Regions from separate parts of the Mus musculus genome. Here all the other regions are linked to region 4. The links are chromatin loops, found by intact Hi-C in ENCODE. Cell type or tissue: left cerebral cortex. All regions are shown on one strand. Region 1 overlaps Psd3 (pleckstrin and Sec7 domain containing 3). Region 2 overlaps Psd3 (pleckstrin and Sec7 domain containing 3). Region 3 has its middle 110 kb from the start of Nat3. Region 4 overlaps Psd3 (pleckstrin and Sec7 domain containing 3). Region 5 overlaps Psd3 (pleckstrin and Sec7 domain containing 3).

Region 1 (5,000 bases), 110 kb after region 4:
TCTGCCTTGACAGGTAGATTGCAGTCATTGCCCTAGACAAGGTTAGGTCTCTGAGAAGGGCTTTGTTAGAAAACTAAACATGTCCTTAGCTTGTTGTGTTTTGCACCCTCCTGTCCCTCTTGCTCCTACTCCTCCTCCTTCTCCTCCTTCTGCCATCAGATGACAGCAACCAAAGGCCCTAGCCAAGTGCTAAGGCAATGCTCTTAGACTTCTCAATCTCCAGAGAATGAGTCAAAGAATTCTGTTAGAAGTTACTTACTCTTGGATATTTATAGTGGCCCAAAACTGATAGAAACATGTTCCTTTGTGCTTAGAAGGAAGACACTTGCTGGTTAATGTGTTCTCACATTTGTATTAATCATAAGAGTGTCAGCTTCTCTTATGACTGAAACCAGGCCTTAGAAGCTTCCTTGACTTAGTGGGCTGGAGTTCAACTGAGTCCCTTCTCATAAAATTGTGACCCAGAGTAGCATATGCTCATGACTTAACACAAGGAGGACCCACACAGGCCACATGCCTGCAGAAGTCAATTTTAGAAACAACAAATGTCTACTCTAACAAGACATAACAATATTTTAAGAGAGAATATATTAAATCTAAAAAATCTGGGGCATTCTTAAAGATGCATTCTTTCCTGAGTTTGTATTTGTCTTGTCAATTAAATTGACTTTATTTCTTCTCAAGCTGGTATGTTTAAGGACAAGAATACATTGCCTACAGTCATTACGGGAAAGTGTCTGAAGGCCACACAGTATTAATTAGAATTGGCTAAGCTTCCATTGCACTGTCTGATTTTTGTTTCATAGTTGTTAGTGGGTAGTTAGCTTGATATATTTCCTTTTGATAAAATTCTGATTACTTCCTCATGTTGCTCATTTTTCATTTCTCAACACTGTACCAGTAATTTCCAGAACAGGAGCTCTGCAACTGACACGCTTCCCATTCCTAAGAGCAATGGAAGGCCCATTCCAGCCCCCTGCCAAGAGCCACAAAGCAACCCACCTTTGAAACATTATCTAGATACTAAGTTCCTTGTTCTTAAAGTACAAAGACAAGAGTTATTTCCCTTTAGCTCCCTAGTGACTAATAAAGAGAAATCCCATTAACCTACTTAGAGATAATTGGTACCCCAGTCTGTCTCTGTAACTGGGTCTAGCCTGGAACTGAATGCTACCTCCTTTGAAGACAGCATCATAGACATAGTGTCATGTGTTTGGACTTGAGGAACCAAAATAGCACAAGTTAATAGAATTCCTGGAAATTTAACTTTTTTTTCCCTTTTAGTTGAAAGCTATCTTAAATTATGTACAAAGATAGAGACCAAAAATCAGCAATATCTAGATGTTCATCTCAGGTAATAATAGAATCAAGAATCTTTGTTATTTGTAATTCCATATTGTATTACACAATGCAAAAAGACTAAGAAGTCTTGAAGTTTAATCTCTCACTGATTACAGTTGCCAGCAAAGGGAAGAAAGGCCTAGAAACACATTCTTTGAGCTTCATTTAAGGAGAAGTTAGTGCCTTGCCTTGAGAAGACAGACTAAGCATTCAGTTATTTCCTTGAACTGACTCAAACCCTAAGTCTTTTCTTAATCAGCTGTGCATATGTTCCTAAAGCGTCTTCTTTAATGACTGTCGCTTTCCTTTTGCTTAACATGGCATCCAAAGGAAAAGGAGATGAGAGTGAAAAAAGGGAGGGGTATGATTAGCAGAGACTGGGAGTCATCTGCCTATAGTTCTGGAGGATCTGGAGAAAGATGTGGTGTGAGCCAGAGTCAAGACCAGCCTATGGCACTGTAGCAAGACGCTTTCTCAAAAAGCAAAGCTCTGTACTAATCAAAACTGTGCAGTTCTGATAGCTAGGGCACAGCTCAGTCATCGAGTGCTTACCAGTTATACATAAGGTCTTGGTTCTAATCCTTAGCACATGAATACAGACAAACAGACAACAAAAACTTAACGTGAAACTGATGTATCTATTAAAAATCAGTTGTGGGGGAGTGGTTCAGTAAAACAGAAAAGATCCCAGAAATGAATTCCTGAATATAAGTGTGATGGCTATTCTTGGTTGTCAACTTAACTACATCTGCAGTGAACTAAATCTCAAGCAGCTGGGTACCCATGTGAAGGATTTTTTTTTCCCTTAATTAAATCATTTGAAGTGGGAAGATATATCTTTAATCCAGATCTTTGGAGGGGGGACGATCTACCTTGAATCTGGGCCACACCTTCTGCTGGCAGCCTACATAAAGAACATGGAAAGGATGCTTTAGCTCCTTTCCTGCTTGTTAACACTTTCCCTAGCGAGTCCATTCCTTCACTGGTACCGGAGCCTACTTCTTAGGGTTCTGGCATAAACTGAAGACAAGCTGAGACATACAGCCTCATGGACCGAACAACTACTGGATTCTTGGATCACCCATTGGTAGAGAGCCATTGTTGGACACGTGGGACAACAGCCTGCAAGCTAGAATGACTGAGAATCTAGTTGCTTCTCGGCCCACAAGACTGGATGCCTCAGAAGTCCCCTGTGCTGCAGACCTGAAGGGCTTCTTAAAAACTATGACTATTGTCTATACTTGAAGGCTGAAGAACTGAGTTTTGATGGAAGCAGCAGTGATAGACAGCAGCTATAGAATAGATAGGTTCACCAGCAAGAGGCCAAGGCAAGCAGTCAAAGAAGAACAGTGTTTCCCTCTAACCTCCTTATATCAGGGACACCTTCCCTGTTCCTGTCAATCCTTCCAGAAAATGCCTTTTACAGACTTACACAGAAGTATGACTTATTTGACTCCAGATTCAGTCAAGTTAACAATGATGATCAATGAATACACATGCAGAGCACACAATTACAAATACTGCGTGCTGTACTTACATTCCTTTGTTTCTGTTGCTGATAATTTGACACAGTCTGAGTAAGTAAATAAGAGATTCATTTTGGCTCATGGCTGTGGTTCATGGTTAAAGGCTGTATCTGGACCCACTTTGCTAGCAGGTTCCAATCAGCCAAGCATAGGGTATTGCGAGACAGTTTGCATCATGTGTGTAAAAAACTTGGCCAAATTAACTTTGATTACAGATTTGATCATAAGATAAACCCATTTACCTGCATTAATCCATTAATCCACTAGAGAGGACAGGCTCTTTATCACCTCCTAAAGGTCCCACTTGGCCCTACCTTTTAATATATCATAATTGGAATGTAATTTCAACATAAGTTTTTGAGAGGACAACCTGTATTCAAAGGGTATAGAATGCTTCAATTTCAAAGAATAATGAAATGGGAATCTATTGTAGTGAGTGGGCAATGGATAGGGTAGCTTGGACCAGAGTACCCATCAAAGCTTGCTCAGGTTATGCTTTAAGGAATGCCTAGAGCATAAAGAGACTGATCTGCCCATCATGACTTACACTGATGGATTTTGTACTGTGTAGTTGTGACAGACAAGCTGTAGTGAAGCACTCTGGAAACTGGGGGTGAGGAGATGGCTTAGTTGGCAAAGTTCTTGCCAAGCAAGCATGCACATATTAGTTTAGATTCCTGGAACCTTTGTAAAAGCAAGGAACAAGTAAGCATATGAACCTCCACCTACTGGGGAGTAGAAACAGGCAGATTACTGGAGCTCACTGGTCAGCCAGGCTAGTTAAACAAGTGAGATCCAGGTTCCGTTAGAGACTGTCTCATAAGAGGACCGAGGGAGAACGTCAAGTCAAACTGTGGCTTATGTACATGTGCAGTGTGCCTACTGCATGAACATGTACACGCACACACACACACACACATACATACACACACACACACACACATACATAAACACACACTGATAGCAAAAAACATATTTTTAAGGATACAGTGGATAACTTCAGTTAATTCTTATAGAATCAGAAGCAAAATCAAAATATAATCCAAAAGATTATTAACATGAGTGTATTATATGTTGGGTTTTTTTTTAAAGGTAAAGTTTTTGTCTTAGAGAGGTAAAGGGAAAATTTACAGAAATAGCAAGCAGTATTTCTCTAGTTCAAATGTTTATATCTTGAGCAAGTAGATTAGTTTTGTATACCTATGGTTCAAGATACAACTTGTTTCACTTTCCTGAACAATAAATTCTTGAATTCCAGTAATCCAGTCATCAGTCAAGGTGAATTTCTCACCATTGATTAATTTTATACTCATTTATGGTCAAAACTGTTACAAGGAGGCCTGGGTGCTAACATTGAGAATAGGCACAGCCACACACCATTGGTTATCCTGTTTTGGGGTTGAAGCTAGACAGTCATTTTTTGAGATTTCTCTTAGAACACAATGTTTAGTATTTTATTTTCTAAGTAAGCTTTATTTTATGGTTGCAGAGGGCAAGGAAGGGACCATAGAATGATAACAGGTGATACTCTCAAAACACTGTAGGCACAATACCTTTTGTGTGTGTTAGTGCAAGCTTTTGACTTCTGCTTATATCATTATAAAAAAGGTTTTCATTTCTAATTATTTTAGAAACCACATGTCACTAAGATCATTAGAGAACATTAAAGCCAAAATCAATACTGAATCAAAAAAAAAAAGTGTGCAGACATTATTAGTTTTTTAGTTTTCCCAGAATGCAAGGTATGCACACTGAAAATGTATAGTATTTACTGTATTTAGATAATGGCTTACCTAAGTGTGCAGATAGGTGCCTACTATATAAGAAGAATGGGGTGAAAACCCTCAGGTTCTTTCATGTTAGGAGTCTGATCTGCCCACTGCTGCTTTCTGAAGTTAGCAATAGTAAGCTAAGTGGTCATGAAGAAAGTAAATTGCACATCAGTTCTGCCATGACCTTCAGGAAAGCAGACTGGAGATAACAAGTCTGTACTTGAATAAACAAGCACTTTGCAAACTCCTTGCTCTGTTTCTTTTGATATGGCGTTTATTTCTTTACTTTCCTGTATAGAAATCGAGAAGCAAACTTTGCTTTGTGTGTATGTTACTGCTTATTTTGTCTAAAGATGACCTT
Region 2 (5,000 bases), 57 kb before region 4:
TAAGGCAAGTCACCTCATTGCAAGATTATTTAATTCTTGAAGTAAATATTTCATTAGAATGCAAAAGTAGGTAAATTATTATTTATCTCATTTACAAAACATAAATTGTTTACTCAAAGTATTATCTTAAGGAAGTAACTTCATTTCAAGTTGTTAGTTTGATGGAATAACCCTAGACAAAAGGTTTTGAAAAAAGAAATATTTTGAGACCATATTGTTTGATAAGAAGAGTGTATTTCCTATCATTCCTATGGGAGCTCAGTTCCTTCTTACCCTTCTTAATGATTGATACCATGCTTTGTATATCATGGTACACACACACACACACACACACACACACACACACACACACACACACAGAGAGAGAGAGAGAGAGAGAGAGAGAGAGAGAGAGAGAGAGAGCGCGAGCTAGCTAGCTAGCTTCCTAGGCCAAATCAGCAATTTAATTTTTAAAACACACTTGAGATGGTTACAGTTCTCAGAGTTATCTTTAGTCCATTAAACAGTAAGTGCCATATACTGGAACTGTCCCACAATATAACCTTGTGTATTATTTTTGTATTAAAATAATCAAATAAAGGATTGTTCTTATTTCCCCATCAACTTCCATGTCTCAGTTGAGGAGCACAGTCCTTAATGGGACAGGTAGCACTCCATGCCCTCATGTAGCTTAGAGTCTGAGAGAATACATGATAAAAGAGATTAGCTAATGTGCTACTCAAAATTATGCACAGAATGTGTCTATATCCAAAGCAGTGTTACTAGACTTGCTTTATCTATCTAAAGTCAGATGAAATTTAATAGGATTTAGAAGTTCTCTCTTTAATAAAAGGCATACTAAATATATTGGGTGAAACAAAGATGATTAAGACATGAGTTCTGCACTGAGGAAGTTTTAGTCAGGTATAATATTTTTCAGACCTGGCCATCCATTGAAATCTCTGGGATAAGGAAAGAAAAATAAGAAGCAAAAATATCCCTACTCAAATGACAGCATATAAAAGCAGTGAATCTTGGAGAAAGGTCTTGCAATTTGACACCAAAGTAAACATACCTTGTATAGTTGATTCCATTGAAAAGAAATGAAAGGAAATATTATAATAATAACCAGAGCAACTTTATTAGCAGTAGTTCCAAATTAGAAATCATCCAGATGTCACCAACAGATGAGGGATGATAGTTTCAATAAAAGAGAACCGTGTGAATGTAAAAAAGAACGGACTCCTGACACACAGATGGTAGAAAAGAGAATCAGAGAGAGGGGGGGAGGGAGAGAGAGAGAGACAGACAGACAGACAGACAGACAGACAGACAGAGACAGAGACAGACAGGGAGAGAATGTGTGTGTGTGTGTATGTGTGTGTGTGTGTTGTATGTGATATGCATATCCATTACATGTTGCTGAGGGCGTTCAGGCCAAAGAGAAGCAATCTGGGAAGTCACATTCTACAGGCAGAATGTAGTTGTCCTTTGGAAGACAATTCTGATGGATGCTCTGTTTCCAGAAGAGGAGGTATTTTTGATTGGGGGCGAGACTCAGAATCCCAGTGTGGAGAGAAGCTGGGCAACAGTGTGTGATACAGTCAGAACAGCCCTTCCACATGAATGCATTTTCAGTGTGTTATTATTTACAATGAGATTGTTCAGGCCAGTGTAACATGAAGTCAGAATTTTACTTTAGATCAAAGTATAGAATAGAAATGTCAAAAAGTTTATTATCATTTGCTGGGCATAGTTGTACTATTTTTAAAAAGACTAGGGCGGTTTTATGCTGAGATTTTTTTTTTTTTTGGTACCACCTTCACATTGACTGTTAGAACTTTGTAGAATTACACTGGGAAGTATAAAAATCTATTTCCATATTTCTACATTTCTGGAAACTCCCAGTCTATAATCCAAGGAATGTGATATTACATAAAACTGTGACACTCTTACATTATTGTCTACAGGACCTCTCTCTGAGTACAACTAGTGGTCAACTTAAGTACAGTCACAGACTGGAGAAGATCCTGTGGCCATGTGGCACCTCCCATTTGTCTACTTAAAAGTCACAGCTATATCACTCAGTGTTTTGTAGATAATCTATATTAAAGAAGAAGTCTTCTGTGGACATTGCCCTGCACATACATTTTTGTTTTGAAAGATATGTATCTATACAAAAAGTTAGAGAATACTTCTTGCCTTCCTTTTAAAAATACAGTGTAAGTGTGGACAGTTGTTATTAAAACTTCAAAATGTGTATGTGTAAGATCTAAAATACTGAGATCAGCATAGCTAGGTGGTCCTCTTTAGAAGCTGGATATGAGAAGTAGGGAGGAAAGGGAGGCTGTGGTGGCAGGAAGCCACGGGGTCTTTCACTGGGCACCATCAATTTTGCTTTCCTTTGCTGGTGGTATTCTTAGTCTTCCCCAGGCTTACTTCACGTCTCTCACCAGTGTTTGTTTTCCTTCCTTGTCTTCCCACCTTCCACTCAAATCTGGAATGATATTGGCCATGTGATCACAGGCCCATGACGGAAGCTCATTCCCTCTGGCTTTTTCATGATGGTGAGAAGAGAAATAGATATTTCTCGGCTGTGTGAGTCAGTGCTAAATCCTTCCTAGCAGAGTTAACTCAGCCCATCAGCTCCTGCAAAGGAAGCATAATTCCTCATTGTGGGGACAGTCTCTGGTCACTGTCCCGCCTTCATCTCGACTGACATCTTGATGTAAGCATTGCACTTTGTACGCAAAGATTGGACTTCTGTTTCTAAATCTGTCCTTCTCCTGCTCCTTTGCTGCTCTACAGTGTTAAGATGCATTTTCTGGAAGCTCTTAAACGTCCTCGTCATATCTTGTATGCTCTTATTTCCACAGCAGTTCCGATTGTCAGAATATATGTCTTTGCGTGTCCACTCAGTCAGTTTCTCTGGAAAAATATCATTTTTAAAGAATGAAACTAAACCAACAAATTTACATACACGGGCTGGACCTAGGTCCCCAGCACATATCTAGCAAATGTGCAGCTTGCTCTTTATGTGGGTCCTGAACAACCAGAGCAGGGGTTGTCCCAAAAGCTATTCCCTGTACGTGGGATTTGTTCATCTAGCTGACTGCCTTGTCTGGCCTCAATGGGAGAGGAAACACCTAGCTTCACAGAGACTTGAAGTCCTGGGTGGGAGGATGCACAGGGAAACTCCCACTGGCTCAGCGAAGAAGGGGAGGGAGATGGAGGAAGGACTTTGGGAGGAGGTGACCAGGAGTGGTCAGTGAGAAAAATGTTAAAAAACAAAACAAAACAAAACAAAACAAAACAACAACAACCCCCCCAAACCCATTAAATTAAATAAAAAAATAATTTCTTCATTTTCTTCTCTTCCACTTAATTCAAAGTGTACTTGGAAGATCCTCCTTTCTGTAGTGTAGCAAATGTCAATACTACTTAAGCTGGTATCCAAATACTCTGTGTGTGTGTGTGTGTGTGTGTGTGTGTGTGTGTGTGTAAAGACCAAAAAAAATTTAAGAAATAGAGTACTTGTGTTTGATAAGCCATTCAGTCTTGAAAATCAATTTTACAAGTACTTTATTTTTGTAATCATGTTATTTTGAAAATGGAGGTACCACCATTTAAAAGCCAATCCTGCACATGAACACACACACACACACACACACACACACACACACACACACACACACCATACACATGCATAGATGCACACATGCCATGAATAATATCTGTACTCATATACAGACTTATTCCTTGGTCCCAATAAAGTATGTCTTTTGTATTTGCTTGCAAAATAAGTTGATAGCTCTTTGGCTGGCCATATACCATACCATATATAACCTATAGGGACTATTTAAAATGAAAATAAGAACAGTAACAATACATTTATCTACATTTTAGACATAATAATTTAATCATATTGAGAAATGTTTCAGTGTAACATTATGCAGCTTTGGAAAAGTAGTATTTTAATAGATGCTATTAGGTGAAAACAAATCAACACAGATTCATCAAACTCTAGTTATAGCTTGTTTTTTCTAAGGGATGGGAACTAGCATTTAGAAACTACTCTGGTATGTATATATAGGAATTGAACAATAGGCACTATATTTGTAGTGAAAAGAACTGTGTGCTTTCTGTCCTAGAGGACAGTTAGGGCAAATGATCCTCATGGCACCACATGGCAGGATGTTCATGATTTAATTCATAGTCTTTGATGTCTGTGTGCATGGATGTAGATGGTTCTATAGGCACAGGTTTCTGGGTGTTATATGTTTCTTAGCCTTGCCTATTAAGAAGACCTAGAGTCAGTCACTTACCCTTGGTAGCAGTGAATAGGGTTAACATCCAGTCCTCAGTCTTGAATATAGTTCACTAGAAAGGAACTATGGTATGCTGGAGTAGTCGTTGGATCTAGTACTGGAGCAAAGGAAACACAATTTGAAGTAAGACCTCTTGCATTGTCAGAAAGTAAGGAAGTACAGAAAACGAGGAGAAAGGGCTGCTAGGAGATCAGGCCAATCCAGAGGAACTCCTAAGTACCCACACTGGAACAGTTTAAGGAAGAAAGTGATAGCCCTGAAATAATGTCCACAGAATAAAATAAATATCCATGAAAAAATAAGTGATGGGATTGGGGCAGTTTATTCATTACTGAAAGATTTAATAATGAATGTACAAAAAAATCCACCACTAGACATCACAGTAATTATCATTTACACACCTATCAGTGGGCCCCAGAAGTAATAGGTAGAAGTTGGAGAAACAAAATATTCTCATACCCATAAATATTTCTCTTGGGATATTAATTATTTTCTAAGAGAAAATAATAACTTTTTGGTATAGACACCTAATGGGTACCATCTTGGTGAGTCACTCAAGGCTTACAGCATTGCTCTAAGACATAGTGCACCAAGACATCTCTGAAGATCTCATTTCCCTGCATCCTTCCCCAAATATCTGACTTCACTATAAGCACAAGAAACCACTAGCCAACTATGAATGAGTGATACACT
Region 3 (5,000 bases), 180 kb after region 4:
TGTCACGATTTCTTTTCATAGAGAACTTCATAAGAGAATTTTTCAATACTTCTATCTTGTTTAATGTTCCAAATAGATTTTTAAAACTGGTTGAGTGCATATTACTTTTAGCTTCAGAAGACATCATGTATATTTAAGAGGCATTTAAACTATTATAAATTATTTTGCTGACTTAAAGTGTCAATACTGAGTTGTATATTTTAAAATAAAATTTATTAGTTTAATTAAAAAGATAGAAAGGAAAAAGAAAAAAATAACGATTAAGATGAGATCTACCCTCTTAACATATTTGAAAGTACATGCAGAACCATACAGTTAACTGTTGGGCCCACGCTATAGAGTGAATCATTAGAATACACATGCATGACTAACAGAAGCTGCATACCTGTTACAAACATCCCTCATTTCCTCTTCTCCAGTTGCTGACAGCTGCCACTGTCTTCTCTGCAGCAACTGTGAAGGCTTTAGATGCCTGAGATAGGTGGGATTATGCAGTGTTTGTCCTTCACGACTCCCTTGTCTCACAGGCACAGTCTCCCAGGTACAGACCACTATGGTGTTGGACAGAGCAGGATTTTTCTCTGTAAATGCTTCCAGCTTCGGCACATACCTGACAGCTCCATTACTCAGAAGGGGGAGGCAGAAAGAGTTTAAGGATAGCCAGAGCTATATAGCTAAGTTCCAGCCCAGCCTAGGCTACATAGAGGGGTGCTGTCTCAAAACCAAAGAAGCAAATAAACAATTAAATAGTGAATTCACAAAAGCTCAATAACATTACATTGAGTATATATATATATATATATATATATATATATATATATATATATATGAATGCACATATATGATATATGTGCATGTACGATATATACATACCACACACATCTCATGTCTTTGTCCATTCACCAACTGACTGACATCTGATTTATTTCCATTTGCTGTCAACAATTCTACAATAAGCATCCTGGATACAGCCATTTTGTTCAGGTCCAGATTTCCATTCTTTTGTCTATACAGCCTGGAGTAGATTGCTGGAGTTTATGATAGTTCTGGTTTTGATTCTGGAGAACATCCTACTTTTTCCCACAGTGTGCCCACGTTTCAATTCCTCATCCAGGTGCCACAGAGTCCTCAATATTTTACAAAGCAGTGGCTGTCCTAACAGACATGAGCATTTCTAGCAGGGGTGTTAGAGCATTGTCAGAATGGTAAAACCACAACCCTGAAGCACAGTTGACGTGCCCAGCCAGAGGATGGATTTCTTCCCTCAGAATACTGAAGAATCACAAAGAGTTGAACATATTTAAAATTAGTCCCACTATTAATCCACCTTTCAGAATTAGGTAATTTACAATCAGCCTGAAATCAGCTTTGAAATTGGCCGGGGCACAGAATTAAACAAGCGGATGAGAATGTCCTCAGTGTCTGACTGCAAAACGCAAGCAAGTTTGCAGAATTAGGCTGACTTAATATTCTACATCAAAGGGCACACAAGATGGCTCAGCAGGCAAGAGAGCTTGCTGTAAGCCTGACAAGATGTGTTCTGTGCCCAGAGCCCACAGGATAAAAAGAAAGAAGGCTCTGGCATGTGCATTCTCCAACGCACTATGTACATAAACTTATAAGGAAAAATATTAAAAATATCGCATGGCATTTATAAATCATAACCTTTCCACAAGCTTGATCAACTCTGTCAACCTATAAATATGGAATAAACATTTATTTATCAAATGAGAGAAGAGCATTCAAGGTTCATATCCTAAAGGGATTGTCTGACCTGTTTAAACCTGGGTGATACTGTTTTCAAATCACTGAATCAGTGAAGCTTGCTCACTTGTATAGCCTTGCTTCCACTCCTTAAATCTTTACTGCATTCTCTGTTGCTCTTCCATAGGTCTAGCCATGCCCCAAGCTGAGATTATAATAGGAAAGGTCAGCACATAGCTCAGACCACAGCACCACCTCAGTGAATGTCAGCATTAACAAGGATGAGCACAAAGATGAGCTGGTCCTTTTGGCACAGCTGCATATCTGGTGACAGCATTATAGTGCCTGGCAGAGTCCCTTCAGAGTTACACGAGACTTTTGCATTTTCCCTGCATCCTTGCTCTGTATAATGCCATTTCGTCTCTGAGCCCACAGAGCTGGGTGTGCTACACTATCCCATACAGACTGTGTAAGCACCGAGATGTCCACACAGTGATGATGTCACCTAACAACACGTTGCTCAGGACATATCCCTGTCACTAAGGGACACGTCTGCATACACCCGGCTCTTCCTCTTTTCACTTTAGAATCTCACCATCTGTAATCTCCACTCAATTCTGATTTCCTTTCCTCATGAACTATTTCCAAGAGGGGCAGGAGGAGCCTTTAAAAATCTCTGTACTTTGCAGAAACCTACCTGGGGAATAAACCCTATTTTGTGTTTCCCTATGTCCACCTTCAGCTAAGACAAGGTGTAACTCTGCACCCACACTTATTACTCTACTGCAGGAAGATTCCCCAAAGGCCTAAAGGGCAAAGCATGGGACTGGTGAAGCCAGCCAACATCACTATGTGATGGTAAGCATGGGGCAGAGCAAAGAGCTCTTGAATTGCTATCTGACACCATGCTGAGTGGGCAAGGCAACCAGCTCCCAGTGTGGGTACTAGTTAGTCTATTTGTCTATGCATAAATGCCCTTTACAAGTTGCCTGTTAGGTGTGGCCATCCATAGCAGCCAGACCTTCAGTGCTCCCCCAGCTACTGCTGTGACTGTGAGACACATTCTGTTGCCTAGAGACAAAATCTTCTACCATGATGTCAAAGCCTAACCATTTATATCTTCGCGTTCCATTGGTGGAAATCACCACCTGGAACAAAGATCCTGTTTTCGCATGCTACCTTCTTGAACACATGGGCAGCTACAAATAGCTCAATGCGTTCCCATCAGCTGCTCCTCGTGTATAAATGGTAGGAGAGATTAGGGCTAAAATGAATGTGAATTTCAAGAAAAATAATCAGTAACTTAGAACTTGGCAGCATATGTTGTTTAAAACAGAGAGTATTTAGAATTTTCTTCATCTTAAAATTGTCATTGCATGTTCCAGTGGTGGCATGCTTTACAGATTCTGGTATTTTGTGCAGTCTGTTAGAACTGACCTCTAATCATTTAATTGTCCTAATTGTACATAGAAAAGAGAAATTTGTATCTGGTAGAAAGAGAAACATCATTTTAGTTAGTAGTTTCCTTCAGAGTTTTTTTTTTTTTTTTGAATATGGAGAGTAAGGGGATTTGCTTGTCTTCTTGAGTTTATGTTTCTATTTAAGAAATCACTTCATGAGGCTGGAGAGATGCTAGTGGCTAAGAGCACTTGCTGCTTTTTGAGATGACCAGGGTTCAGTTCTTGGTACTGCCTGTAAGTCTAGCTACAAGGGAACTGAAACCCTTCTTTTGGCCTATGTGGATACATGCATTTGTGTGTACATACACAGACAAGCACACAGACATTTAATTAGAATGTGTATTCATCATTTTTAAAAATTACTTCATGCCGGACGTGGTGGCACACACCTTTAATCCCAGCAGTTGGGAGGCAGAGGCAGACAAATTTCTGAGTTTGAGGCCAGCCTGCTCTATGGAGTGAGTTCCAGGACAGCCAGGGCTATACAGAGAAACCCTGTCTCAAAAAACCAAAAACCAAAAAACAAACAAACAAAAAAACCAAAAAAACCCTTTCAGGTCTAAAATATATTCTATTTGGGTTCAGCAAAATATTATAGATTTATTCAACAAGTAAATGTTGGGATTCAAGAATGAAATAAGTAAAAACTCAGGTATAAACTAGGCTTTCCATCACCTAAGCTTTGCACTGCAAGACATGCTATTTTGTTTTGCTGTTTTACTTTGTTTGAGACTGGTTCTGTTCTGCATGACCCAGCGTGGTACTGAAGGGCCTGTCCTAGGTCTGCCTCCAAAGCACTGGAATCATAAGTATGCACTACTGTGCCTGCCTTGGGAGAAATTTCAACTAGATATTGTGCTCCTTAGTTTTTACCAACTTGATACAAACAAGAGATACCTGGAAAGGTGGAAGCTCAGTTGTCGAATCAGCACATCTATCACACTAGCCTGTGAGAAAGATTGTGGTCTCTGGGGCACTGTGTTGATTAGTAATTGATGTAGAAAGGCCCAGCCCACTGTGGGCAATTCCATCACTGGTCAGGTGGTCCGTGGTTGAATAAGACAAGGTAGCAGAGTAAACCAAAGGAAGCAAGCCTGTAGGCAGCATCTCCCCACTCTCCAGTCCTGACCCCAGGCTTCTAGCATCAGTTTCTATCCCACCCTTGATTATAGACTCTCATGTATAAGATTAATAAACTTTTACTCCCCAAGTTGGTTTTGAACTGGTTTTTCTTCCACAGCAACAGAAATCAAACAAAATCAAGCAGCTTCTCTCTCTCTCTCTCTCTCTCTCTCTCTCTCTCTCTCTCTCTCTCTCTCTCCCCCCCCCCCTCTTCTCCCCCCCTCTCTCTGTCTCTCTCTCTCTCTCTTCAGTTTGTTTTTGTCACAAGTGAAATATATCTTTCAGGAGGGTAGGTGGAAACTGGCATAGAGGTCTGCCATGGACAAGGTTAGAGTTTTATGAGGTGCCTTTTGTTTGTCACCAAAAAATGTTTAACTACTGTCAATCATGGCATCCTCTCTAAAGATACAATTTTAGAGTTTTAGCAAGGGTTTATTACTGTCCAACGGTCTCAAGATAACATGATGAATGTGAACTCTCTGAAAATGTAAACTGGTACCTTATATAACCAATTCATTTGTCTGTTCACAAATCAGAGAAAGGGAAATTGATTGAAGCCGTGGTTAAGGACACAGAGGAGAAAAACCAGGAGGAACTGGCTCAGGTGGAGTGGGCTGGCATGCTTTCCATCTGAGTCTTGCTTTGCCTCTTTCTGGGGTGTGTAGATGGTGCTCAAGATGGAACAGAAGTAGGATTCTGGGAGAATCCTTAAGA
Region 4 (5,000 bases):
CAAGACCCATAGGCTTGAAGATGTGTAGGAAAGGCTTTGGGAGGTGGGTCTGTATCATTTTGGCCTTCCCATGGGCTCTATCCAGACCCACTGGGAGTGGCATCAGGCCTAACCCCTTCAACCTTATGCCACTACCCTCCTCTCCTGCTCCCTCCCAGCCTCTTCCTCCTGTGTCATTACAGTATTGAAAGACTTTGGTCTTAACAGGTTTCCCTCAAAAAAGGGTAGAGGATGGATGGTGACTAAGAAATATGCTGGCTATCTATCACATTACATTATGACACAGTGCAATCTAACCCTATCAATCATTAGCAAATTAACCTGGCTCTAATAAGTTCTTCACAGGTGGCTTTTTCTTGGTAATTTTTAAGTACTCATCTTGGGGAAAAGCATGCATCTTTTGATAGTCTTTTAATATGACCGGAATGAGCATGTCTTGGTTCCCACTGCAACTGCTATGCGACCTCCCATGGTATGATGACTACAGTCTCCTGCTGGCATAAACCCCAAAGGCTATTAAAGTATTAAGTAGGTGTAGAAGGACATGCATGTGGTTGTCAGTGTGGTTATAAAATTTACTTTGCAAAGAGCACTAACTTAGCATCTCTGAATTTTATTTTAATGAACATTGTATTTATACCTTGTGGTCAGAATACCTGAGAAGTCAGAGGTCATCATTGGAAATGCTTTTGTAATCCAAACTCCCACCCTGATGAAAATTCAATCATTTTAATACTTTTGGTTTGCTCAGAATTAGGATGTATGGATTAACATTAGAAGCCAGAAGATGACAAATGAGCAAGTTTATCCTTTCTAATACCTTCTCTATTTTTTATGCAGTTGCAGATACTCCTATTTAATAGGAACCTGTACACTGTGGGAAGAGTATTGTATGTAAGCTCCTGGTAGAATTATAATCACATGACTATATACATGTAAATGTATAACATATATGGATATTATATGACCTCTTGAGTTCTGAGGTATTTATTAAAAATGTATCTAAGGTCTTACCTCCTAGACTCTGTCTCTGTCTCCCAGTCACCTTGTCCCTGCCTCTCTTCCTTGTGTATGTATTCCATTAGAGTTAGAGATTAGATTAAACATTATCATTCATTAGCAAATTTTGTTCACTAAATGAAGTTAATTGAATATGCTAAGCACTTGTACCCTAAACTAATTAACTGAATTTCATTATGGACAAGTGTAATTACATGGTAATCTATGTTCTTCTCTGTACTGGACATAATATATTCAAGTGCTAATAGTTAAAAGTATTATTCACCTCAGCTGTATCTAGTAGTGAAATATTATTAGTTAAAAGCAAATCAGTGTTGTTTTCCTGTTAATCAGTTAAGTGGTGTTTTTTAGTTATCTGACTCTTCAGCAAAAAATAAAAGGTTTTTTTAACCTGGTGATAAGAAAGTTTATTTCTTCTACCCCATCTGACTCTTGCCTCCATTAAAGGCAATAATAAGATAACATCAAGCATCTCAAGATAATGTCTAGAATTGAATTCTCTCCCCAAAACTCTACCTAGCCCATTCTAGAGTGAGTATAATAGTTTCCACATAGTTTAATCACAATATGTTTTATATTCTTGGAACACTGTTATCTTTGGTGTGTCTTAACTTCTGTTTTGTTGGCCATAAAACTCACTAATTTGTATAACTATGAAATTAGTTCATCTGCAGGCTTCACTTTTCATCCAATTTTGCATTTTGTGTTTTATTTGAAGAAAGTGTTAAAAGGTTTCTGAATGGATCACTTACTTATTGCCTTAAATTTTTAAAAAATATCTTTCAAGATTTTTTAACTAAATGTTTTAAGTGAAGAAATTGAATGATCCAATCTTTGTGCATCATGTTGTTATACTCTAAGGCAAATTATTTTATATCCCAGACAAATTTTGTGCGCTGTTTTCATAGAACTTACTGCCCCTCCTGTAGCACTCCTCCCCCAAACCCATCCATATCCTTAAAAGTGATGAAATCTTCTTTCTTCTGAAGAATATGATTTTTCCTTTTTCTGGATAATGTTTATATCAAATTCTGGAACAGATAAAATGTAGAGGATATTTAATGTTAATAGTTTTTTTTAAAGAAGGTTGCTTTTACATTTGTGGAAACTAGTATTAATTATCAAAGTGTCTCATTTGAGCCTGACTATGAATGCATTCAGCTATTTATTTGTCTTTTAACTGATACTTGTAGAGTTCCCATTAAGCTTCCTGGCCATGAGGGGGCACTACAGACCTTCCTGCTACCAGGGTCAACTGGACAGACTAGACACAAATAACAATTTAGAATCATTTGGTGATATTGATTCTTGACGTTTGTATGTCTTTATTCAGTTCCTTATTCTATCCATTTATGTGTTTACCATGGTGCAGGTTATTGAATGAACTTCAGGTCTCACATATGCATGGAAATTACTCTACCATGAGCATCATGCGAATTTAAAACTACTGAACGTGTCCACATTTCCTCCTTTTCATCTGGTTATATATAAAATATAAATTATATGCTATATCTTAATTTTTTCCTTGCTTAGATTAAGAACTGTAAAAGCTGGTGTTCATACTTTGATTTGTTTTTCTGTGCCCAACTCTTACCAAACTACCACGTATTTACCTGGGCCAAATCTCAGCTTGATAATGCCATTTTTTAATGCTGTTTTAGAGTGTAAAAATAACGTGAGTGGCTGAGGCATGTTGTTAGGGAACAATAGAACAACATCCACTAAGAATTCTCTCATTGATGAGGGGGTGAATTTAAATGAAATGTTTAAAAAAATTTTTTTTGATAAAGTAGCAAGGAAACTTGAGACACATCTCATAGAACTCATGGTAGTTGGGTGATGTATAGTGAAAAATTGGCCATCTGCTTTGTGAGCCACGGTGCTGCCCAGGCAGAGTGTGGGCTTTCCTCGTTAATTATCTCTGTGCGTCTCCCCCAGTCATTTCTTGCTGAGACTTACAGTAAGCTGCAGTTGATGAAATATCCTTCTTCTGAGCCAGGTTAAGCCATTGTTATTCTGTTATTCTGTTATTGTTATCTGATGGACTTATACTTATTCTGTAGAAAGAAACCTAAAGACCAAGCTCACTTCAAGGAAGGTGAGCATTACAGCATGGTAGATAAGTCTGGGTTCCTGGAGATGTTAACTGTAAATATGGGAGAGAGAAAGGGAAGTGCTTGGCCCCACAGCACTGCTTGGGAAATGGTTAATTCATTGCTTTGTAAAACATGTTGCAATAATATTGAAGGGCGCCATCAGCTCTATTCTTTTTAGTCTGCAAAGGAGTTGCTTGCATTTTCTTTAGCAGTGCTAGGTTAATGCTAATCACTTCTTCCTCTGTGAGTCAAAACTATATACAAAGGAACCTGAAGAAGTCTTCGCAATGCCCTTTTGTAACCTCAGATTTTAGTGGGAAGTTCGCAGACTGATGTCATATTTTCTCCCTGGATTTTTTTTTTAAAGACAAAAAACTAAATCTGGAAAGGAGATTCACATCTGCCTGTTTAAAAGTGTGTCTTGTGTAGTATGGAGGAATTATATTCTCAGTTGATACTGTCCTTGCATATGTAATATAAATAATATAATATGTAACAGAATATTTCACATTTAAACTCTGAAGTAGAAGCAGAACATATTTCAATCCATATAAGTGGCCGTTGAAAGCTTTTGGGGAGATATTAAATTGGCAATTACGTCACAATATTAACAACATCCATCATAGGTGTTAGCTAGATCTCTGGCACTGTGAAAGAATCAGGGGCAAATGCAAAGATTGAGAGGCTTTTCCCCAAAGCTCTTTTCTTACTATCTGTTATATTCTCTTTACACTATACCTCCTGTGTTCTAGGACGCTACAGTTTTGCTCAGTGTGATTCTGCCAGACTAATTAATCCAGATGTATTAATGTTGTTTTGTTTTGTATTTCCCAGGGTAGACCTTAGGAAGAGACAAGGCTTGCTCTGGCAGCTTGTTCCCCAGATTGTGTCATTATCAATAGGTGTTAATCCACCTCAGGATTTGAGTCAGGCTCTTTAAAGCACAAAATCTGCGTTTGGTTTTATTCTGGTTTCCAAGCTGGCAGAGTGGGTGGGGTTTTATTGTTGGGTGTAACCTTTGCGGACCAGCGCCCATCTTGGGCACTGAGTTTTGTGGGTCCTGTAGTGCTTTCTTGTATGCTAACATGAAAGCCCCCAGGATGTACAAATGACTCTTTAGGAGTAAGTGTTGAACAAACTATCCTCCTGATTGGGTGGCACCTGCTGACTCTTGGACTTAATTAAAAGCAGATCCTCCACCATCACAGTTGGATCCATTTTCACTTGAGAAAATGACATTTGGTGGTATGTTCGGGTTGAGTCTCTCAAAAATAACTCTCAATGCCAACCTGTGTTCTTGTTTTGCTGTTCCTCCATGTAACATCTGGACACTGGGGAAAGAAAAGCCAGGCTATCCAGTCACACTTATAAAGGTGCTGACACTACTCCTCTAAGAACCGAGGGAAGGGAAAAGAAAATCTGTGATAAGAACGAAGAGGTGGGGAAAGGACATGCTTTAACAAGTCAATCATTGTTGAAAATCAGGGCAGTTAGAACAGAAATGCAAGAGGACTCATTCTCTAACATTTCCTTCAGGACAGTCTGCTGGGTGGTGCCTGCCTGTTTCAGTATTTAAGGATTATAAATGCATATAGTTCTTTTCTTTTAGGGGATATTTGTATCATATATATACATATATGGAATCTATATGAATTCATAATGATGCAGACATTGAATAGCTGAGTATGACATATTCTTCCACATCTTACGAATTGCTGTCACTAATTGTTTTTGTTTTGAATTTTTCATTATCATTCCAGTAGGTTGGATTATTACTTTTATAAAACCAGTTTACCATGTTCTGATGGACACATCTTCAAATGCAAGATCCGATTTCAGTAGAATTTGATTTGGGCAGTAGATTCTTTAGCATGCTTCATGTCA
Region 5 (5,000 bases), 50 kb after region 4:
TTTCCTGGTTTCCCCTCCTAAAACCCCCTATCCCCTACCCCTACCCCTCCTCCCCAGCCCACCCACTCTCACTTCCTGGCCCAGGCATTTACTGGGGCATAGAATCTTCACAGGACCAAGGGCCTCTCCTCCCACTGATGACCGACTAGGCCATCCTCTGCTACATATGCAGCTAGAGCTACGAGTCCCTCCTTGTGTTTTCTTTGATTGGTGGTTTAGTTCCAGGGAGTTCTGGGGTTACTGGTTAGTTCATATTGTTGTTCCTCTTATGGGACTGCAAACCCCTTCAGCTCCTTGGGTTTTTTCTCTAGCTCCTTCATTGGGGACCACATGCTCTGTCCGATGGATGACTGTGAACATCCACTTTTGTGTTAGTCAGGCACTGGCAGAGTCCCTCAGAAGACAGCTATATCAGAGTCCTGTCAGCAAGCTCTTATTGGCATATGCAATAGTGTCTGGGTTTCGTGGCTGTTTATGGGCTGGATCCCTGGGTAGGGCAGTCTCTGGATGTTAGACCTTCCGTCGCAGCTCCAAACTTTGTCTCTGTAACTCCCTCCATGGGTATTTTGTTCTCCCATTCTAAGGAGGAAGGAAGTATCCACATTTTGGTCTTCCTTCTTGAGTTTCATGTGTTTTGCAAATTGTATCTTAGGTAGTCTAAGTTTCTGGGCTAATATCCACTTATCAGTGAGTGCATATCATGTGAGTTCTTTGTGATTGGGTTACCTCACTCAGGATGATATCCTCCAGATCCATCCATTTGCCTAAGAATTTCATAAATTTATTGTTTTTAATAGCTGAGTAGTACTCCATTGTGTAAATGTACCACATTTTCTGTATCCATTCCTCTGTTGAGGGACATCTGGGTTCTCTCCAGTCTGATTTCCAGAGTGGTTGTACCAGCTTGCAATCCTACCAGTAATGGAGGAGTGTTCCTTTTTCACCACATCCTCACCAGCATCTGCTGTCACCTGAATTCTTGATCTTAGCCATTCTGAGTGGTGTGAGGTGGAATCTCAGGGTTGTTTTGATTTGCATTTCCCTGATGATTAAGGATATTGAACATTTTTATCAGGTGCTTCTCAGCCATTCGGTATTCCTCACTTGAGAATTCTTTGTTTAGCTCTGTACTCCATTTTTAAATGGAGTTATTTGATTTTCTGGAGTCTAGTTTCTTTAGTCCTTTGTATATATTGGATATTAGCCCCCTATCAGATTTAGGGTTGGTAAAGATCCTTTCCCAATCTGTTGGTGGCCTTTTTGTCTTATTGACAGTGTCTTTTGCCTTACAGAAGCTTTGCAATCTTATGAGGACCCATTTGTCATTTCTTGATCTTACAGCACAAGCCATTGCTGTTCTGTTCAGGAATTTTTCCCCTCTGCCCATATCTTCGAGGCTTTCTCTCCACCTTTTTATGTGAATATATAAGCTGGGCATACCCATAAAATTTAACAGTGCCCCCATAATTATAGGGACAAAGCTAATAACTGACATCGAGAATGTTAAGTGTATTTTGCAAATAAAAATAAGTCATTTATATAGCTTTCTGGCAAAATTGTAGGCAAATAAGATATATCAGTTGCTAGGTATTGCATGCAATTTTAAAGAAGGCTGTAAACAACCATATGAACACTCTGAAAGAAGTAGTTTAAACAAAGAAAACATTAATTCACCACAATAATAATTGTCATTGGAACATCCATTTATCAATGTTGATATAAGTCAGAGACAAACAAAAAGCAAGATATTAGTTAAGAAACTATCCCTACTAAAATACTTACAAAAATATGATAATTTTATATCTAAATCGGTGAGAGACACTACTTTAAGTCACCATGTTAAGTACTTTCGTGACCAATAGACCCTCTACCCCTAGATTTGATGAACTGAAAAAGCGTACATGACCTAAATTGTATCCTTCCTACCCTGAACCCAACTTCAGTGCAATGGAAAAACAACAGACAAATCTAAACTAAAAATAATTTTCAGGCTAAGTGAGCAGCGTTCTTCAAAGTGTGAAGGTCATGAGGGAGCAGGGAAGGCTAAGGAACTGTTACATACTGGGAGAGAATAAGGAGACATGACAGTGATGGCAATGACTAAATCTATTTCAGGATCCAGGATACAATTCTGGAACAAAATGTAGATTAATGAAACCAGGTGGAGGCTGGTGGAAATGTCTTTTTAATCCATAGTATTTTACCAATGTTAATTTTTTAGTTTAGAAATGTCACTGTGGTTATATAAGATGCTAGCAGGAGAAGCTGGACATATGGAAACTCGATGTACTGTCTTTGCAAGTCTAAAATTATTCCAAAATAAATGTAAAGTATGGATGCTTAAGAGTTTCAATTTTAACTTCATTTATCTCTGTTATATACAAGATACCATTGGTGGATGGGCCATTTTTCTCCATCTTTCTCATTAACTACTTTTGAAAGTAATTTATTTATTTATTTAAAATATATTTTGGAGGTGGTTATTTTAGTTAAAATTTTAGTAAAAGAGCTAATGGTTACACTTAATATAGAAAAAGCGTTAAGATGATAGAAATGAAAATAGCAGTATACAGACCTTTCCTGTGCTGTTTAGTTTTCTGGCTATTTGTCAGGTCCTGTTAGTAGCTCTCGTCTGCCCTTCTTACTTGTTTAATATCTGAATACTGACTATCTGATCTGTTGGCTTCTTCATTCTTGCAGTGTGTCATAATCTCAGATTTAAAGTTGTGTTCAGTGGTAGGGTACAGAGATGTAAAAAGCACGGGAAAGCAAATAAGAATGTCACAGTGGCTAATATGCTGAACCATGCTTTCATGGTAGTTGGCAAAATATCACCTCTTAAGACTCAGAAGCACTGCAGAGACACTGCATTGGCTGGCAGCTGTCTGTGGGGTTTAGATGGTAGTAGGGAGCCTGTTTGCTAGGTAGATAAAGCTCATTACTATTCACTGGGATCCAACTATAGGTATCTGTTGTTCTATATTCACCTGTTGTTGTGCCAGACCTATATAAAAGTACACTTTATAATCCCTGCCAGCACCACCACTCTTTGAAAGAAGATGACCAAGAAGCCATCATAGCAGGAGAAAGGAGAGCTGTAAATATTCTCATAGCTTCATTATCTCTTAATTACTAAATGTGTGGGGTTGGGTTTTTATTTGGACTCACTGAGTCTGTTCCCTTATCTGCAATTTAAAATACTAATATTGGTCTTACATAATTGCTATGATTATTAATACTTGGCACATAGACTGTCACTAATTGCTGGATGTTATTGTAGTACTTTTATTTAATGAAAAATCAAATAAGTCTTTCATATTAATTTTCTTTTTTCTTTTATTGAAAATAGATTTTTTTCTCATATATCCTGAATATGGTTCCTCCTCCCTTGACTCCCCAAGTTCCTCCCTACTTTCCCTCCCATCTAAATTCAGCTCTTTCCTGTGTCTAATTAGAAAATTAACAGGCTTATCCTAAGGAATAATAATTTTAAAATATAATAAGATAAAATAAAAACTAACACATCATAATTGGACAAAATAAACAGAAGGAAAAGATCTCAAGAAATGGCAGAAGAAACGAAATCCCCACTTGTTTGCATATCTGAGAATCCCTTAAAAACACTAAACTGGAAGCTGTAATATCTATGCAAAGGAACTGAAGGGTAAAGAGAGAGAAGAAAATATGTAAATAAAATCAAAATTAAAAGTAAGATAAAAAATTTGAAATATTAATAAAAGAAAAGCCCTGAAACATCCTTATGAAGCAGGACCCTCCAGTGGTTTTGTTGAGCTCATTCCTTTGGCCATCCACTGCCTGACATGCGGCCTACACTGAAGAGTAGTTTGTTTCCTCAGGGAGGCTTTGTTGGATGACACTAAATTTTTGTTTCCAAGTACTTATCACTTTGAGACTGCTTCTGGACTAGGGATGGGGGCATGTATCCTCTTCTCCTTTCTGTTCTAGTACCCAGGCTGGTACAGACCCAAGCGGGCCCTGTGCGTGCTGCCCCAGTCTCTGTGAGTTCAGATGAGTGTCTATCATACTGATTTAGAGGTCCGTATTTAATTAGTGTCCCCATCCCATTTGTCTTATACATTTGTTCTGCTTCCTCTTCCACAGGGTTCCCTGAACCCTGAGAGGAGCGATTTGATGGAGGCATCCTTTTTAGGCCCAAGAGTTCCACTCTGCACAGTGTCTGGCTGTGGGTCTCTCCATCTGTTCCCATCTGCTGGAGGACAAATCTTCTGTGATGGTGGCTGAGCAAGGCACTGATCAATGAGTGTTGTAGAATGTCATTAGGAGTCGTTCATCGCCTCTTAGAAGAAGAGGAAGAGGAAGGAGGAGCGGAGAGGGGGTATTTGATTTTACCTTGGGTCCCTGGGCCGTGTAGTACCAGTTCTTGGTTACACAAACTAGGTCGGATATGAGTTTCATCTCATGGAGTGTGCCTTCAGTCAAATCAGATATTGGTTGTTTATTCCCAGAGGCTTTGTTAATACTGCACCAACATATCTTGCAGGCATTATAGAACAAAAGGGCTTCTGGCTAGGTGCGTGTGCATGGCTCTCCTTTGGTAGCCTCTAGAGTTTCTTTCTGTGCCAAAGATGCTGGCATTAAGGCTCTATGTCAGCAACAACTATACTCTTTGTTCAGAGAGTTGTGTATTCTCTGTTCCCAGTAATGGGGTCTTGCATTTAGTTTATAGGGAGCAAGCTATAGTCTTGGTGATATCCTGACTTGTTTGGGGATTTCTGTGGGACCCTAAAAACAACAAGTCAATTAAATATAACCGAGTCCTATTACTAAAAGCTTCTTTTGATGGCAGGAGATGGCCAGTCGAGGCTCTATCTCCCTCATTATTTGGTGAATTCATTTAGATTGCCTTAATATATATATATTCCTTCTAACTTGGGTTTTCATAATACCCCTCCAATGATTCTTAATTTACCTTCTCACCCCATATTCCCTCCCTCCTCTCCCTCACCTTTCCACCTCTC

Evidence for each region. Hi-C counts contacts between places; a loop is a spot of excess contacts. Peaks named below come from ENCODE experiments on the same cell type or tissue, not always from the same donor. Only the 100,000 strongest peaks of a DNase experiment are listed, where the experiment ranks them.
Region 1: it touches region 4 in a loop (2.9-fold over the local background); 5 of 42 quality-filtered maps call a loop at or near these places.
Region 2: it touches region 4 in a loop (2.1-fold over the local background); 2 of 42 quality-filtered maps call a loop at or near these places.
Region 3: it touches region 4 in a loop (2.8-fold over the local background); 3 of 42 quality-filtered maps call a loop at or near these places.
Region 5: it touches region 4 in a loop (2.2-fold over the local background); 2 of 42 quality-filtered maps call a loop at or near these places.

What each region holds. Positions count from the first base shown.
Region 1 is chr8:67,702,344-67,707,343 of GRCm38, reverse strand. The region is part of intron 15 of Psd3 (pleckstrin and Sec7 domain containing 3); the gene reads left to right. Among named protein-coding and RNA genes, the nearest start is that of Gm32888, 160 kb to the left of the region's middle. In left cerebral cortex, no CTCF peak of the experiment used is centred here; DNase peaks (open chromatin) are centred at 230, 415 and 2,266; H3K27ac peaks cover 2,636 bases.
Region 2 is chr8:67,868,753-67,873,752 of GRCm38, reverse strand. The region is part of intron 9 of Psd3 (pleckstrin and Sec7 domain containing 3); the gene reads left to right. Among named protein-coding and RNA genes, the nearest start is that of Gm32888, 7.4 kb to the right of the region's middle. In left cerebral cortex, a CTCF peak has its summit at 1,991; DNase peaks (open chromatin) are centred at 1,530, 2,003, 2,561 and 3,078; H3K27ac peaks cover 1,160 bases.
Region 3 is chr8:67,629,679-67,634,678 of GRCm38, reverse strand. No RefSeq gene overlaps it. Among named protein-coding and RNA genes, the nearest start is that of Nat3, 110 kb to the right of the region's middle. In left cerebral cortex, no CTCF peak of the experiment used is centred here; DNase peaks (open chromatin) are centred at 2,228 and 2,829; H3K27ac peaks cover 3,111 bases.
Region 4 is chr8:67,812,117-67,817,116 of GRCm38, reverse strand. The region is part of intron 9 of Psd3 (pleckstrin and Sec7 domain containing 3); the gene reads left to right. Among named protein-coding and RNA genes, the nearest start is that of Gm32888, 49 kb to the left of the region's middle. In left cerebral cortex, a CTCF peak has its summit at 2,239 (motif pointing right); DNase peaks (open chromatin) are centred at 2,252, 2,914, 4,076 and 4,446; H3K4me3 peaks cover 3,803 bases; H3K27ac peaks cover 4,829 bases.
Region 5 is chr8:67,762,507-67,767,506 of GRCm38, reverse strand. All of the region lies in intron 10 of Psd3 (pleckstrin and Sec7 domain containing 3), which reads left to right. Among named protein-coding and RNA genes, the nearest start is that of Gm32888, 99 kb to the left of the region's middle. In left cerebral cortex, no CTCF peak of the experiment used is centred here; a DNase peak (open chromatin) is centred at 2,142; H3K27ac peaks cover 1,658 bases.